2 separate regions of the Mus musculus genome follow, and region 1 is linked to region 2. Evidence: chromatin loops called from intact Hi-C (ENCODE). Cell type or tissue: gastrocnemius. All regions are shown on one strand. Links, peaks and the distances in the headings refer to the core of each region. The heading gives the core; the rest is flanking DNA. Region 1 overlaps Gm36535 (a long non-coding RNA gene). Region 2 has its middle 22 kb from the start of Gm36223.

Evidence for each region. Hi-C counts contacts between places; a loop is a spot of excess contacts. Peaks named below come from ENCODE experiments on the same cell type or tissue, not always from the same donor. Only the 100,000 strongest peaks of a DNase experiment are listed, where the experiment ranks them.
Region 1: it touches region 2 in a loop (2.4-fold over the local background); 2 of 42 quality-filtered maps call a loop at or near these places.

The regions. Positions count from the first base shown.
Region 1 is chr5:111,797,209-111,806,127 of GRCm38, reverse strand. Gm36535 (a long non-coding RNA gene) reads right to left here. Exons shown (of 2, transcript XR_003955955.1): 2 at 1-5,257. Among named protein-coding and RNA genes, the nearest start is that of Gm36535, 8.3 kb to the right of the region's middle. In gastrocnemius, for the core only: a CTCF peak has its summit at 5,349; DNase peaks (open chromatin) are centred at 5,977 and 6,264; H3K4me3 peaks cover 1,310 bases; H3K27ac peaks cover 7,053 bases.
Region 2 is chr5:111,526,539-111,535,457 of GRCm38, reverse strand. No RefSeq gene overlaps it. Among named protein-coding and RNA genes, the nearest start is that of Gm36223, 22 kb to the right of the region's middle. In gastrocnemius, for the core only: a CTCF peak has its summit at 4,401; DNase peaks (open chromatin) are centred at 2,709, 4,284 and 6,156; H3K4me3 peaks cover 1,116 bases; H3K27ac peaks cover 7,796 bases.

The DNA.
Region 1 (8,919 bases), core at 451-8,450, 270 kb before region 2:
GCCTCAGACTCATGATCTCCTTGCGCAACCTCTGGTGATCCAGTCTAGTCGGAGTCTCCGGGGCCTGGGAATTCACTGCTGTGTTTTACTGACTCCCCCCTCGGATGGCAGCTTCCCTCGGAATCGTGTGTTAATCAGAAACACACCGTCCGCATTGTCAACACTTTGTTTAACCACTTCTATAAATTCACCATTAGTGTTAGAGCAGTCCCCGGTTGATGGATGGAGTCGTCGGCTGCCCTCGACAGCCAAAGCCCATAAAACTAAGTCCGGGGCTCGAGACTCCAAAGTCAGAGACACTCGACACCAACCCAGGCTTGTGATGTGTAGACAGTGATGCCGCTCTGGGCTGGAAGGAACGGTGGGTCCCCCAGGAAGCTGACGCAGAGAGAGGAGAGAGCTTCCCACCAGGATCCTGCAGAAGTTTTTGGAGAAGTCTCAACCCCAGAGATTCTGAACGTGCCTGGAAAGAGGTCAGAATGGAATTTCCATCATCTGAAGGGTGGCTACCAAATACTGAAGGTGGCAGGCTCAGACAGAGATGATGCACTTGACTGTAACAAGGAGCAGGAGCCTCCCGTCCATCCATCTGTTTGTCTGTCTGTTGTCCTGGGCTCTGTCCTTGGCTGAGAGACACACATCTGTAACCTTCCCTGGGGAAGCTATCCTTGTGCCCTGTTGGGTACCACAAGGAACAAGGAGGTGGCTTCGGGGTCAACGAGGGACACAGACCTCCTAGTGCAGTCCTGCTAGAGGAATGGGGAACAGAGACAAGAATTCACTGTGGGGCCTCTGACTCATGCAGGAGGTCAGGGAACGTACTATTTAGGATACCCAGACGATGAGACAGAGAGAGCTGAAGTCCTGAAGGCTCTCAGACACGAAGGAGGGGCCTGGGGCTGCAGGTGGGTGTGCTTCTTTGGGGGCCTGGGAAGGAGAGAGTGGCCAGGAGCAACGTTGGAAGGAAGGGCAAGGGACAGGGCATGCATAAGCTTTCAAGCCTCTTTATTCGAGTGAGGGAAACTGAGGCAATAAGTGGGCCAGCAACATCCAGGTGATAGCCAATCACAGAGAGCCATCAACCCCAGTTCCTGTCGCCCTCAGGCTCTGGAGACCCAGAGATAATATTGCTCAGGAATGAGGCATAAGGACCCCAGCACATGATCTTCAGCCTGACTTCCTTCTGGGGTCCCCGATTCAAGAACAGACACAGAATGGAGACCCAGGTCTGGCAGCCACCCCCATCCCATCCTCCCCAGACCCACCAAGCTCTCCATCCACACCCAGGCTCCTCCCAAGGGCCAGCTTTTCCAGAAACACAAGCTGAGCAAAACAGAACCCCTCCCTGGGCCCGACTGAAATAAGAACCCAAGCAGCCGTGCACTTTCTTGGAGAGCACTGCAGAGCCTCCTGCCGACTCTGGACACATCCAAGATGGGTTTGCTAAAATAATAATCTTTAGGAACCCAATTGGCTCGGCTGCCAAAAGTCTTGCATGAGAGCTTCACGTACCCCCATCCCTGACCCAGAAACCTGGCTATGAGGTAACTCATTCCAGCAGCCAGAGGAAGCTGCTCCCTGCCCCCCTTTCTTTCTTCATCCTTGCTGCCCCCATCTCTCCCCTTCCTCTCTCTCTCTTCTCACTGAATTGATGCTATAGCCCCAAACTCTCAGTTACTCAAGAAGCTGAGGCAGGAGGATTGAGCTCAATCAACCCTCCTCAAGCTACAGAGTGAGTTCAAATCCAGCCTGGGCAACTCAGTCAACCTCTGTCCAAAAGCAAAAGGAAAAAAAACAAAAACAAAAAAATGGACTGAGCTTCAGGTAGTGTTGCTAATGCTGAGGCCATGGGTTCAAATCCCTGTATGGGGACAAGTGACTACCCCATGGAGTGTTCTAGAGATAGGCTGTCACAGACACAGCCATAGTGTGTTTAAGGTGAGGATCAAGGTGGGTGTGTGGGAGAGATAAATCCACTGTATGCCTTCAGCTCCATTCTACATGGGTCAAAAGGAGCCTTGAGGTAGAGGGCCCATGGGCTCTGGAAGACAGAGCCCTGTCTCTCCTGCCTCTGCCTACTTAACTTTCTAGGCTACCAGGCTACATGTACCAGCTATGATTGGCTAACTCCAAAGGACTGTACCAGCTATGGCTGGCTCACTGCACGCCACACATAGGAGCCCCAGGAAGGACACGACACTTCTCCTCCCACACCAGGGGACCCTGGGGATTTCCACTAAGCAGCTGTAGAGGAAGGATATCACTAAGAGGGTGGGCTTTATAATTATCATGGTTTTGCTGTGCTGAGGATTGAACCCGGGTGCTTGCGTTTGGCAGACCCTACTAAGTCCTGAGACGGCTGGGGAGGAAGACATGGGGCGCTGTAGACAGCTCACCTGGCTGCTCCTGTCTGACTTACGGGATGGCTCTGGAAGCCTTGTCCTTTTTGCCTCCTGCAGATCAGTCCCAATGTGACCCCCTAACCCTAACCCTAACCCTATCCCTATCCCTATCCCTATCCCTATCCCTATCCCTATCCCTATCCCTATCCCTATCCCTATCCCTACCCCTAGCCCTAGCCCTAGCCCTAGCCCTAGCCCTAGCCCTAGCCCTAGCCCTAGCCCTAGCCCTAGCCCTAGCCCTAGCCCTAGCCCTAGCCCTAGCCCTAACCCAACCTCACCCTCTTTCAACGGGTGCCAGTAAACAAGGTCTCCATGTGCCTTTGCCTTACAGATGAAGGCACCAAGTCCAGGTACTCCACTGAAGCCACATGGCTCCTGAGGCCAGGGGAAAAGGACACTAGGCCATGAAGTGACCTCAGCGAGGCCCCCATACCCCATGAGTATTGAGGCCTAGTGGCATGCTGTAGAGAGCTGGTAGCCTCTCTCTTAGTGCTAGCATGGACTCTGTCCTTCATTCTGACTTTGCCGGTTCCTTGTTATGTGGCCCTGGGCAAGTTGTTGTTTTTCTCTTGAGTCTTTGCTTTCCTCGTCTTAAAAATAGAATTACAGGCACCCTTTAATGGCTAAGTTAGGGACATAAGAGACAAGTCAGATAAAACCCCAGACACTGGGAGGTTCCCTCAAAGGCCATTCCCTCTATGGCATTTCTGTTTCTTCCTCATGGGTGATAGATACACTATTGACTCAGCCATTTAGCCTGGATGCCCCCCCACCACTGGCCTCTCGCCCCACATTTCTCCGCAGTGTAGAATGATATTAAATCAGAGAACCCAGGGCTTGTCTGTCGCAGAAGCTCTGGGGATGCTTTGTGCGCACTGTCTCTGCAGGGTTTCAAGCTTCCCTTAGAATGCAGAAAGCTTTCCCTCCTTGGAGCACAGGGAGATATGGGGGATGGGGTACTTCTCTGAGCAGTTGGACATCACAAGATAGCACTAGCCTTGAAGCCTCTGAGTGAGATCAAGCCCCTAGGTTTTCATCCTGGGTTGCCATTCATTTATTCCTGAAGATGCCAAGATATAGCTATGGTCACTGTTCGTGTTTTAGTAGTAGGGTATTTTTCAACTTGAGGGGGATTTTCAAGAGATGTGTGTAGCTGTGACTAGGGTTGTATCTGTGCCTACTTGACTTCTGAGATCCACCTCTGTCTACTCTCGTTGTCCAGGACTCCCTTTGGTTCTCAGGGTCAGACACACCCAATCTGTGAGGCATCATTTCAGAAGGAGACTGGAGAAGAGGGAATGACCATCTGGTGCCATGCACCTGGCTGAGAGCAGCCCAGTGTGGACCCTGATCTGCTCCCTGGGGTTCCCAGCAGGACCAAGCTCCCCGTGTCTGCCATAGTCATCTGTTCCTGAACATAGGGACCAGGTCTTTATTTCCTGCCGCTCACTGCCCTGGATTCCAGCATCCTGAATTCACCTTGAAAAGAAGCCACCCACACCAGATCCTTCTCTGTAGCTCTGCCCCAACAGTGACTTCAGATACTCCTATAGACTGACATCATTCCCATTCCAGAGATAGAAGATGTGGGGCCAAGGGGCTGGGGAGTGTGTTCAAGGTCACAGAGCTCTGGAAGTCACAGAACCCTCTCTGTTGGTTAAAATGGTAATGGTGTTTTTGTTTGTTTTAAAAGATACATTTGTTTGTTTGTTTGTTTATTATATGTAAGTACACTGTAGCTGTCTACAGACACCCCAGAAGAGGGCATCAGATCTCATTACGGATGGTTGTGAGCCATCATGTTGTTGTCGGGATTTGAACTCAGGACCTTCGGAAGAGTAGTCAGTGCTCTTAACCACTGAGCCATCTCTCCAGCCCCCAAAATGGTAATGTTGTTGAATGGACAGTCTCCAGCATCACCTAGGAGTCAGACCTCTGGGCCTGTCTGTGACGGAATTTCTAAGGTTAGGTTAACTGAGATGGGAGATACACTCTAAATGTGAAAACCACCATCCCTGGGCTAGGATCCAGGCCTGGATACAAAGAAGAAATTGAACTGAGTACCAGCATTTGTGACTGTGGATGCCATGTGTGGTCTGCTTTCTCATGCCTTGTCTTTCCTGATGGGCATGATGTCCTCAATCGGGGACAGAATAAAACCCTTCTCCTTCTGATGGCTCTTGTAGGATATTTCTTCACAGCAATGAAAAAAAAAAACAAACTATTCTAAGCTCTCTAGAGCCCTGCCCTTTAAGCTTCCTCACTACTGCACCAGCCATCGGCGCTGGAAAGCATTTGTCCCAGGGCCTTTATTGTGTGCAGAGGAAACCTCAACCCCATCTGAGACAGGCTTGGTGATAATGCTGTTCTCAGAGGAACTGGGGTCCATGAGACACAGCTGGGAACATGTACTACAGCAGGAGAATTGGGGGAACCCTGAGACACAGCTGGGGACACACACTGCAGCAGGGGACATGGGGACCCTGAGGCACATCTAGGGACATGCACTGCAGCAGGGAACATGGGGTCCCTGAGGCACAGCTGGGACATGCACTGTAGCAGGGGAATTGGGGGACCCTGAGCCACAGCTGGGACATGAACTGCAGCAGAGACAGGCTTGGTGATAGCTTTGTTCTCAGGGGAAGTAGGGTCCCTTAGGCACAGCTGGGGACATGCACAGCTCCAGCTTGTCTACCCTCGATCCAACTTACCATGTGGCCGATGGAGAAGCCTAGAGGAGTATGGAACTCGGGCAGAAGCCAGCTTCTCTCTGTGGATCTGAGCTTCCTGACTATTGATGTCCCCGAGCTTGAGACTCAGTTTCCCCACTTTCAAAGTAGAGACCTCCCGATGACCTAGGAATAACTTCCGTGTACAGAACAGTCGACACTTTATGAGGTGACCCTCACAAGCCACTCAGCACAGCGCCCCACCATGGCAGTTGGGGGACACACACTCTGTAGCATCTATCTCGAATGAGCCCTGTGAACAACCTGGTTCATGATGACAGGATGCAGCCACCATGCGCAGGGTCCCTGAGTGAAGACGTGACAGAGTTGAGCAAAGGGTGTGTCTGGAGCACAGCGGACGCTCTGCGAATGAGCACTAACATCCGTGTCAAGTGTTATTAATTGTTATCAACATCACAGACACTGCTGACATCTGTATTGGGTACCTAACATTCACAGTCTAGGAGAAATGATCTCTGAGTTCCTGACATCTGGGGACTCTGCACATCACAGGGGAGAGGATGCTTCCATTCAAGGGGTTTCCTTCAAGAATAATGAGGCCATCGTTTGATGGGTCAAACACCAGGGACCCTGGTATGTGAGAATCCAGAAAAGAAAAGAATGACCCTTAGGATCAGTGTCTCCCAAGCACGGCCAGGGGTTGACTTACACTGTTGATCTGACGCTCAAATGGAACTGGGTGTCCTGTGTTTCCACTTGCTAGACCATAAAACCACTGGTATCCATGACAACAGCTCCTGTAACTTGAGGAGCCCAGTGACTCCCCAGGCTGCAGAGCTGGCCTGCCAAGGCTCTTGGCCTAGGCCCTGGGCTCAGTCACTTCCTGTGGCTGGCTGTCTTGAGCAGGGCTGGGCTTCTCTGCTCAAGTCGCATTAGGCCAGCTGTCTTGACTCCTGCGTCCTGGTGGATTCTAAAGTCTGTGGACGATTTTGTACAAAACTCAGGAACGTGGACCTTGCTGTGTGCACTTCAGGGTCCCAGGCGAGCCACCTGCTCTGGCACACCGTGGTTGGGTCCCCGGGCCCCGGCTGTGGTTGTAATATGACCCAGTCCAAGGCAGACGGGTGCTGACTTGCAGTGAGCAAAGCAGCCAGGACAGAGCAGCGTGGAGAAGGAAAAGAATCCGAGATGAGGCAAGCCTGGCCTCGGGTGACCTGGCCCGAAGGCGGCCAGCCAAAGCTGGGTGTGGAGACCTTCCTACGCACATCCTAGGCTGGCAGAAGGCTCTTGAGGTCAATGCCAAGGTCAAAAGCAGGCACTGAGTCACCTGGAGATGGGATTCAGGACTCTCTGTCCCAGCCCCAGCCTGGCCTCTTTCTCTGGCTTGTTGCTCTTCTCCTCCCTCTAGGCTGCCTCTGCCGAGAGAGGGTCCCTGAGTGGGTCCCTCCAGCCAATACTCTGGAGGCATCCCACCCTGGACTCGTGCTTTTAAAGCTGGTTTCTCTGAGTTACAGGCCAGAACTGGGTTCCCAAGCCAGGCTCTCATCACAGGAGAGGCATGGCTAGTGACCTTCAACTGTGGACCTTATTCAAACAGTGCACAAAACTCTGATCCTAAGGAGAGGCTCAAGCTGCAGATAAAAACCCCTTCCTTCCTTTTCTTCTCTCACTTCTCTCCCTCTGCCTTTCTCCCCCTGTCTCCCTCTCTTGAGGAAGGAAGGGCTCTTAGGAATGAGACAATTTACAAAAGGTTCTGCACAGCCAAGGCATCTCTAGAGCATTCTCAGGGCTCAGAATGATCGGAGGCAAGGAAGGCAGAGCGCCTGGCCAAAGGCCTGCAGCTCCATACGAGGGCTCTGCCGTGGCTGTGCAGCCTCTAAGGGTTTTGCTCTCCTGGTTTGGTTTGGATTAGATCAGAGGGGCCAGTCTGGGGGCCTAGTTGAATATCCCTGTGCTAGCCCATCCCTGAGAGTGCTGGTGCTGGGACATGGAGAAGAACAAAGTATAAGGACCCATAAGGACCATCCATGGGTGTAAGTAGGAGGTGACGCCCGCTGGGGAAGCCCCGGGGTCGGTGGGAAGGCACAGTATAAATGTGTCCATCATGGGGAGGATACCCCACCACCTTCCAAGCCACTAGAACCAGGAACCCACTATGTTGGAGGAAAGAAACTTTGGAATCTTCTGTGGGTGCAAGGCAGAGTCCTGGTCCCCTTCCTCTACTGATTCAGACTTAGACTCACACTATCTGTCTAGAGATATAACATATCGGCCAGTCTTTAACAGACATTCACGCTGCCCTGGTGTGTAGAAGTGTTTCCAAGCTTCACCTATACTGAGAGAATTGGAGTTCAGAGAAACAGTGAGCCACGTGAGAACACACAGCAGGATTCCCTGGGAACCAGAAGACAGGACAGGCTTGTTCTGGAGTGGATGGATGGATGGATGGATGAGTGGACACAGACAAATGGATAGATGGATAGATAGCTAGATAATAGGTGAAGAGATGGTAGATAGATGATAGATTAGATAGATGACAGATTGATAGAGGGATTCATAGATAGATAATAGATAAATAGATACATTATGATAGATTAGATAAATAGATGGTATGTTGATAGATACATAGATAGATGATTGATAGGTTGATAGATTGATAGGCAAATACATAGGTAGATGATAGAGATAGATGGATGGATAGATAGATAGATAGATAGATAGATAGATAGATAGATAGATGATAGACGATCGACTGATAAACACATAGATGATCAACAGATAAACACATAAATAGATGATAAATAGGTAATAGGTGGGTAGACAGGTTATAGATAGATCGATAGATGGATGGGTGGGTGGGTGGGTGGGTGGGTGGATGGATGGATAGATAGATAGATAGATAGATAGATAGATAGATAGATAGAATAGGTAGATGGATGGATGGATGGATGGATGGGTGGATGGATAGGTGGATGGATAGGTGGGTGAGTGGATGGGTGGGTGGGTGGATAGATGGAATGGATGGATATAGATAGATGGATAGGATAGGATAGATAGATAGATAGATAGATAGATAGATAGATAGAATAGGTAGATGAATGGGTGGATGGATGGATGGATGGATGGATGGATGGATGGATGGATAGGTGGGTGAGTGGATGGGTGGGTGGGTGGATAGATGAATGGATGGATATAGATAGATGGATAGATAGATAGATAGATAGATAGATAGATAGATAGATAACTGGATTAACAACTTAAAGGAATGGGATAATGAATTAATGTAAACACAGATAAATAAATAACAACCTGTTTGGAGTTTGTGAAGAGATGAGTCTGGGTTGGGGATGGTTGAGACAGAACTGTCCTGACTCATTTGACAACACCCTAGCTGTCCAAACTGTGCAGTTTCGGCCCTACAGTTTCTGGCCCTACAGTAGATTGAAGCTTTTACTTTTTTTTTTTTTTTTTTTTTTTTGCTTTGTTTGTTTGATTAGTTGGTTGGTTAGTTTTTTTTAATTCTACATGCTAACAGAGAACAGTCACAGAGCTCTTCCTCTTCCAGATGCCTCTTAAGTAGCACCAACCTCTGCCAGGCAGCCAGGTATAGGCCAGCAGAAGCCTCTGTGCAGGGAGAACTCAGTGCAGAAAGCCAGGGACGGAGTGGACAGGCATCCTGATCCTCTAGGGAGATGGATCAGGCTACAAACCCCAGCTCCAGAGGCCACACTGACCTGACCTGAGATATTCACTGATCCTTGTAACAGGCTGTGAGGATGGGTATAGCCGGCCCTCGTGGAATTAACCCATAGTGGGGGAAACAAAAT
Region 2 (8,919 bases), core at 711-8,710:
TGCCAACAGTTGAGGATCAATGTGGCTAAGCATTGATTGAGGCCCAGCCCTATCCTCAGCCAATAGTGTTCTGTCTCAGTACTGCTGACATTGGTCTTGTGTCCCAGCCGCACCTTCTGGGAGGAGCAGGAGGGATCAGCCTGCAGGTCCATGGGCACCAGGATGGGCAACCTTCACCCCGAGCATGGAGGTCAGCAGGCTCACTCACACCTCCATCCATCACTCACTGACAGGGTCACAATAGTATCCATGGATGACTGTGCTCCAGGGAGCTCATAGTCTTCTAGGCAAATCAGGAAGGAGGTGGCAAAAACTGTGGGGACCCAGAGGAGGTTGCTACCCATCCTCCAGACTTGGCTGGCCTCCCAAAAATGACTCATCAGTGGGAATCAAGAGTAGGTGGGAGTCACCCAGGACAGAGGGGTGTCAGACTTGGAGGAGCCAGGTCACCTGGCTCATGGACCGCCTGGCCCTGGAATACCTTTCCCGATGTGTCTGCTGGCTTCTCTGCCCTCTGCACTTCCTGTGAGTCCTTCGGGCCTCAGTTTAAAACCCGCCCTGACTTCACACATGCACACACACTGAGACATAGGCTCCCGGGGGTCTTTCGTCCCTGCACATGCTCTCTCTTGTCTGCAGCAATATTGTATTACCCAACCCCAGCCCCAAGAAAGGACTGAGTAAATGTTTGTGGGCTGACTAAGCGTGAGTGACACAAAGACCCACCCATTTGGAAAGAGAAAGCCCTCCCGAACCCAGGGTGACCGGCCCTCCGTGGAGGACCATGGCTAACCCTGACACCATGTGTCTCTGTGGGCCACAGCAGAGGGGCCTGAAACCCTCTCACCTCTGCCCCTTCCTCGGCCATCTGTACAGTGGGATCTCCTGAAGGGTTAAACGCTGAGGTACAGTGAGGAGGCATCATTTGGGGGCTCCGTCACCCTAGTGTGGGGGATGTTGCCTCTCTACTCCTCAGAATATTGCCTCCTGGGCTGGGGTCAGAGGGTAACCTAGCAATCATCATCACCACGCAGGGAGGAGTTGGTCAGCGAGAAGCATTGATTGTGTGGTGACTGTGTAGCCACTAACAGTTCTGAGCTATTGAGGGAATCTGTGCTGGAGTTTAGTATGTCTGAGAGGTCATGGGACAGACTTGGGGCCCTTCCTCCACCCCTCCACCTCACCTCGGGACCTAGGATGCTTCATTCCCTCCCTGAGTGAGCTGGGTGGGTAGCTGGGTGTCTCTGCCCTTGCAATGTAGCCTATGTCTAGAGACAGCTGCTGCACAGTAAACAGAGCCTGTGGCCCTGCCTGAGGAGTCAACCTTCCTAGGCCTGCAGAATCCCATAAGAGGCCCTGTTTCAGACATGACCCTGAAGTTCGGGGTGAAGGGACTCACCCACGTCCATGGAGCCTCTCCCTGAGTTCTGGAGCTACAGTAGAGCTCAGAATCGACACTCAAAGAAGGCTCAACTGAGATTGCTCAGCAAGGTCATACATTCATTCAGCAAACATTCCCAGCTTTCTTAGAGGCATGAGGAGAGTCATGTGACCATCACCTCCTGGGTCCCATACTTCAAGTTCATTTAGTAGGACTTAAAAGGTTCTGGGGTAGACAACTGGGGACACCCACAGACAAAGCAGTGGTGCTCAGAAGAGGAGGAGGAGAAAGAAGAGGAAGAAGAGGAGGAGGAGGAAAAGGAGGAGGAAGAGGAGGGGGAGGAGGAGGAGCAAGAGGAGGAGAAGGAAGAGGAGGAGGAGGAGGAGGAGGGAGCTTAGGGATGGGAGAGAAGGAGGAACCATATATGCAGAAATCTAGGGGCCAGGAATTCCCAGGAACAGAGCACCACAAGAGGCCCAAATTACAGACAGGTGTGCAGCACACACACCATGCAGACAGCTTTGCCGTCACGGTCACACAGGTGCTCAGCTGATCCATCACCTGGTCATTCGGCAGCTCCTGGTGTGCTATGGAGGTAGATCCCTGAGAAGACATGAGGCAGAAACAGCTCTGAGCCTCTGGAAGGTACCATGGTGTGGCTCAACTGAGGTAATCCAGCCTCTGTCCCAGTCAAGAGGAAAGAAAGTCCAGGGTTTTCTATGCAGCTGGGCAGACACTGTCCATCTGTTTGTCTGCCCACCTATCCGTACAATTCATATGCCTATCTGTCCATCCATCTATTCAATTCATGATTTTACCAGCCTTCATAACACAACTAAACAGCTTAGCCCAGCCCCCCAGGTTCATAGGCCAGAGTGGAATAAATTGCTTCAGATGTGTGTTTGAGGGTTTCTAAGCTGGTGACAGAAGCCCCCATTGCTTTCTGACTTCTGACCTGAGTCCCCAGAAACAGCTTAGGCCACTACCTAACCGGGATGGAAAATGGGCCCACCTGATAGCCATCTTTAGAACTTTGTGCAGAGCTGCAGAGGAGCCGGCCAAGTCAGGTGGGTACCGGAGTCAGGGTACAGCTGATCTCAACTCTATTTTAGTTTCTGGTATGTCCCTGGAAGGCCTGGGGTGGGAGGCTGGGGTTTTACGAGAGGGATTTGCAAGGCTATTTTCAGTAAGGATGGAGGACCAGTGAGGCCCTCTCCAGTCCAGCAGGCATAGAGGCTCAGAAACCTAATCTTGGCCATCACCCACCCAGGAGCAGAGCTGAGCTGGCATCTGCTCCTGAACAGTTTGCAGGCAGAGCTCCAACTGATGAGGACAGGGCCTGACCCATCCCACAGACAGGGACATCGAGGCTTGGAGAGGCTGGCACCATAGCCCTGCTCTTCCCCAGGTCCCAGGACAATAAGCTATTTCTGTTCCAAAAGCTGTCCCAGGCCTGGCCGGTGCCGCGCCAAGCCACCATTAATCAGAAATGGCGATACATCATGCTGCCAACAGGCAGGATGGTGGTAGGCGCCTGTGTGTGCCAGGCTCCACTCCAAGCACAGCACAGATTTCACCATCAACCTGTTTTTGCCCTCCAGAACACACAGAGAACAGGGCTGTGCCCATTAGACAGAAGAGATTTGGTCATCACGCTCCTGGGAGACAGACAGAAGACTTGAAGTTCAGCAATCCCCCTGCCTCTGCAAGCCCCATCTATCCTAACACTGTACCCCGTGGCTGTGATCTGAGGATGACAAGATCCGAGACATCCTTGGGCAGCTTCACACTGAGATAGAAATAAACCCAAATGAACTATGAAATGGGGCCATAAATAAAGCCTGGAATTGAATTCTACCCTGAGTTGGCTTGGCTGTAGCCTCCCCTGGGGTCATTGGCCTTCCTGAACCTCAGTTTACCCTTCTGAGAAATTGGAGCCCATCTTCTCACCCTATATGCTCCCCCAAACAACATCATCATCATCAACAACAACAAAACGATTCTCTCTGTGGTCAGATTTGGAATCTGGAGCCCAGAAGACAGGCAAGGCTGGGGTTGAATGAGCACTTAGAAACTGTCCCAGTTCAAAGGACAGTTAAAAGGGCAGAGGGCTCTCTGCCTCCCACACAACTTTTCTCAAGAACGGAAATCAGGAGAGCATGAATCCAGGGTGTGACCTGTAACAGCTGTGCAGCCTTGAGCTAGTAACCAAACCTCTCTGAACCTGCCTCTTCTCAGCCTCAGAGTAGGAGGACAGCCACAACCAGGGTTGTGAGAAGCCAGTAGAGGGTTCCTGTAGGGTTCCTTTGTAAGAAGGCACCAGCAGCTCAGGTGACAGCAAGGACCAAATAAGCATGATCCCCACCGCCCACACCACTTCCTTGCTCACTTGCACAATGGTTGAGCAGAAGCAATCCCACTGTTCCATGTCACCCATAAGTCTGAGAAAGAGCCAATATGGGGGTCGAAGTAGGGTCCCCCGGGACGTGAGGCAAGGGAAAGTGCAGGGCTGATGCTGGCGGACCAATGGAAAGAGGACTAGTGAGCACACACTGAGAAGAAAGGCCAAGTGAAGGAGCCACGCAAGGGAGCGCATGCAGCTGCAGCCCATGTGGGAAGGGAAGCTCTTCCCTGCAAGGCTTGCAGGAGTGAGTGAGCGTTTTTCTCTGCCCGTCCCATTAATCTGTTTGCTGTGTCCTGTTCCCGCCCTCCCACCTCCTGTGCCTGTTCATCCCGGGCTCACTCCCTCTCCTGAGGGCTCCACGGGTCATTAAAACCGAAACAAGTCCGGCTCTGATGGTTAAACCAGATGCCAGGCGCGTCCTGCCGGCCCCTCTCGGGGTCAGACCGTGGGGGGCCTAGGTTCCCAAGGGGGACGGGCCAGACGAGGGGAAACCCAACCCGAGACACATGGAGATCATTTGCCAGAAGAATGGGATCCGTGACCAGCTCCAGCAGAGGGCAAGGAGGGAGAGAGGGGGTAAGGGCATTGGGGCCAGGCCAAACTGGGCGCCACCCTGTGCTGAGACTGGCTCAGCCCAGTGCAGACTCCTTCCCTCCCCCATCTCACCAAACTCGGCCAGGCCTCCAGGCCCTCCGGCCCCCCTGTGTCCTCTCCAGTGTGCCAAGGACTGAAAGAAAGCATTCGCAGCCTCTGACCCCCTGAGCAGCTCGGGCCCTCAACAGATAGCTGATACATAGAAGATGAAAACCAAGGCTCAGAGAGGTCATGTGATTTTCCAAAAGACACACAGCAAATCAGTCAGGATTTTCCCAGAAGGCTCTGGGTAGCGTGTTCACTAAGAAGGGATGGAGTGACCTGGTCACTATTTGACAAACCTTTCACACTGTACCTTCATGCCCCCTGAGATACGTCTCCCGCCCATGGCTGGCCCCCATTTGCTTGTCCATTTCTTTAATAACAGTTGTGTTCAATACAACTCAGGTCCCATACGTTTACCTGCACAAGCTGGATGGTGGTTCTGATACATTGTATCATTTGTTTTAACTTTTGGTAAATTATAACATTTGTCATTTGAAATTCCCCTCACTGTTTAGCCCAGCCTGACCTTAGACTCTCAGCAATCCTCCTGACTCAGCCTTTACATCTGATAGTTTTGAGCTTATTTGGTGACATCTGAGTGGCACCAATTCATTCCTGACAGCACCCAGCTCTCACCTTCAAGTGTCTCACACTAGTCTCCTGCCTCCCATGTACCAAGTTCTGATTCTCTTTTTCCCTCTGTGGTTGCTTCAGGCTCCACTTTCTTGTCCATGAACCTGCAGCCGATGGGTACCAAGTAACTGAACCTTCCAACTGTCACGACCATTTGCAACCTTGTTACCCCTCTGGAGGGAAACCATGAGGTCATAGGATGAATCTATAATGGGTGTCCTCACCATCCCTGAACCATAGCTCAGCCTGCACAAGGTGGTGGGGAACCAGCCCCCATCATCTCTTGCTTGGACACCTCACTGCCCCACTGCCTCTGCCTCAGCTCTTCCACTGGCTCATCCCAGCCACCAGTGACCCCTGCCTAGACCCACATTGCTCTCTGAAGACATTTGTTAGGAGCCATATTCACAGTGGAACTGCTTATGTCCCGTGTCTGCCTCTATCCACCAAGCACAACTCATCCCTCACATGCTATCTGCTGACTTATCTGATCCTGTGGGTGCTTTGGGACTGGAGATTGTATCTGATGTGTATCTCCCCAGGGTCCTGAGAGCACAAGAGGTCCTCTATAAGTAAATATCGCTTGTTGAAAAAAAGAAATTGAGGCTCAAAGAACCGGCCTGTCTGAGGAGGCACAGTCAGATGCAGAGTGACCAGAAATGGCTCTGTCTGCAGAGACAAGTCAGCCAGGTGCCCAACAGGTGCTCACCGCACAGCACCATCGGACTGCCTTGGAGTCAGCTCAAACCCTGCCTCTAGCTTGTTGGACCTCTCAAGACTGTTGCCCTCTCTGTGCCTTGATTACCACAGTCTTAAAAGGCGTGATCCCTAGTCCCTGCTTGGTGGAATTTGGTGGTTATTTGCCCCCATTTCCCCTTCCTAAGATCCCTTGTCCCAGCTGGCCCCTCCTGCCCGCAGGTTAGATGGACACAGTGGGGGTTGCAGGCAGGGAAAGCCACCGCTGGCAGCTCTTTCCCCTGAAAGGGGCCCCTCAGCCCCTCAGGCCTAGCTTCATATCAGGAACAAAGACCTTGTGGACATTCAAAGCAAAGCTCTGGGCTGGAGGCCAGAGTGGGCGGCCACAGAGATGGCCACGGGGCTCGTGGCGGGATGGCCAGTGACTGGAAGCTGTCCCTATCCATCAGTCAGCGGTGACAGCTCCTGGGGCCTTGCAGCCCCCCTATGGTCCAGCCAGCTGACCCTCCTCCTTCCCTGCCTCGTGGCCCCAGCCAGTGACCTGAATAGCAGATCCTTGTGAGCAGTGACAAGCCTTTGCTCCAGGCTTCTGCTCCTTCCCGCTACATCCCAAACACAGAGAGAAATGAGACAGACACCCATACCACACTTACCCTGCTGGGGAACTGAGTCCTAGGAGTCCAGCAGATGGAAAGAACTTGGCTTGGCCTGCAGACAGCCCACTGAGTGCCCTGGGCATGCCTTGCTTCCTATCTGGGCCTCAGCCCCAACACACACACACCACACATGCACATACACATATACACACAGCACACACATTCACATGCACATACACACAACACACATACACATATACACAACACATACAGATACACACAGCACACACATGCACATACATACAACACACATGCACACACACATGCACACAATACACATATATACACAACACACACATGCACACACACATATACATACACACATCCATATCCACACACACGTGCACACTTTGTGGTTGGATTGTCATCTCCAAGCCTTTGTGGATCTGGTGATGCTGGAGTAGTTGGTGTGTACCACAGAGACATGGTGCTGCTGATGGGCTCAGGGGACTCTGCTTACTCTTGCTGTGGTCCCCAGACAAGTTATTGAATGTCTCTGCGCTGTGTCCCCCTGCTAGACTGTAAAAGCAAAGGGGGAAATAGGGTTGGTGTAGGGAAAGGCTTCTGGGCAAAGGAAACAGCTGGGGTGGATGCTCAGAGTCCAGACCACATTGAGAGCATTTCAGGCATGTGGTGGAAGCCACTCTACCTATAGCAGGGCAGGGAGGGAACTGGACCATGGCCGTGAGCTCACATTGGCTCTTTCTTCACAGAGTGGCCAGAGACTTGAGACGCGAGAGCGATGCCATAGTCTGTCTCTTAGAGGGAAAGAAGGGCTGAGCTGTAAACCTAGAGTGTCCCTGGGAGGAAGGACACCCGGACCTGGGCACTGTGTCACCACTGTCACTGTGGGGCCATGCGGGTGTCGTCCGGCAGCTGTTGTTGATTCCTGTCAGCAGGTGCTTTTCCTTTAGAAGCATGGGAAGCCAGGGGTGTCAACTGGTCCAGGAGTTCCTACAGCCTGGGTGGTAAAGGGGGAAAAAACCCAGCTACACACCCGTCACTGGGAGGATGACCCAATGTGTAGTGACATATCCGTGCTGTGGAATAGCCCATCGCCGTGGCCTTGTGTCAACTGGAGCATCACGTATCAACAAGGATCAGGCTCAAAATAGGACTTTGAGCCAAAAACGTACCCACAGGACATGCATCCGGGAGGAGCATGCTTACAGAACGCTTTAATACAGTCTAGTCACGCCCCATATCCTGAGCGCAGAGGAGACAAGCAATGTGGGAAGGATGAAGCCAAGGCAGGATGGTGGACATCCTACTGGCCACCAGAACACTTGCTTGCTTTCCCTTTATTCCTACTGTGGTCCTCACACTCCCAGGACTGCTCCCTTCTTACCCCTCTTGGCTCCTTTGCCTTTTCTAGGTCATTCCTGAGGTCAGATGTGGGGGGTTGCCTGTAGCTGTGTGCCAGCTCCCTGGGCCTAGGATGTATGTAGTAGGTGCTCAAAAAGCTGATGGTGTTGGTGGGAGGGATAAGGAAGGCTCCCCAGAGGGAGGCATCGACCGTGTGAATAGCACAGGAGCCTGGGTAAAGGCAAAGACTGGGACAGAGGCAGAAGATCGCTGGTTCCTACCCTTGGCCTCCATGCCCCACCACGCTGAACACGTTTCTGGGTTCCCAGACCCACTCTGGAGCAGGAAGGGACCCTGTGCCATCAGGGAAGATGGAAGGTCTGAGCATGGCCACCCAGACACAGGAGGCACCTGGCTGCTGTCAAAACCAGTTTTTGCCTCTGAGGCAGAGAGCTCAGAGACTGATCCTTGCACAGCTGTGCCTCCTGCCCACCATGGCTTCCCCTTGGAGTCCAAGGTCAAGGTATGCCCTCAGCACCAGCATGCCTCCCAGGAGTTCCAGACACTGCCAACTCTATATCTCCTGTTACCTCCAGTGCCACACTGAGCCCTCCTCTTAGGGGCAATACCTTCCCTCCTGAGTGTTCTTCTCTGTCCCCCACTGACCCCAGGCCCCAGTGCCACTGCTCCAGCTGTGACCTCCAGCATTTCCACTATTCAAATTCATGGATTTTGAATATGCCAACCCCTTCCTGCTGCCTTCTCCCCTCCTCCAGCACAAGCATCAGTCCTGACTGCTCCCTTTTGTAGGTGTTCCTCTGACAGGCTCACAACCCCACCATAGCTTCGGGGTGCCTGGCACTGGCCCCCAAGAAACCAGCTCCAGGACAGCAGGGGTTTTTCTCAAAAGGTTCAACAATAGACCCAGGGCATATACAGGCTCAGCTCCTGTGAATGAACAACCAAGTGGGCAAATGAATAAATGAATGGGTTAGTGTGTGAGCAAACTAGTGGATCTGAGTGAATGGACAAATGGGTGAATAGGTGAATGGATGAGCGAATAACTGAGCAAAAGAATGTGTGGATGAGTGAGTGAATGAATAGTTGAATGAGTAAATGAATGAGTGGATGGATGAATTAATGAATGAGTGAGTGAATGGATGAATTAATGAATGGGTGAGTGAATGAGTGGGTGGGTGAGTTAA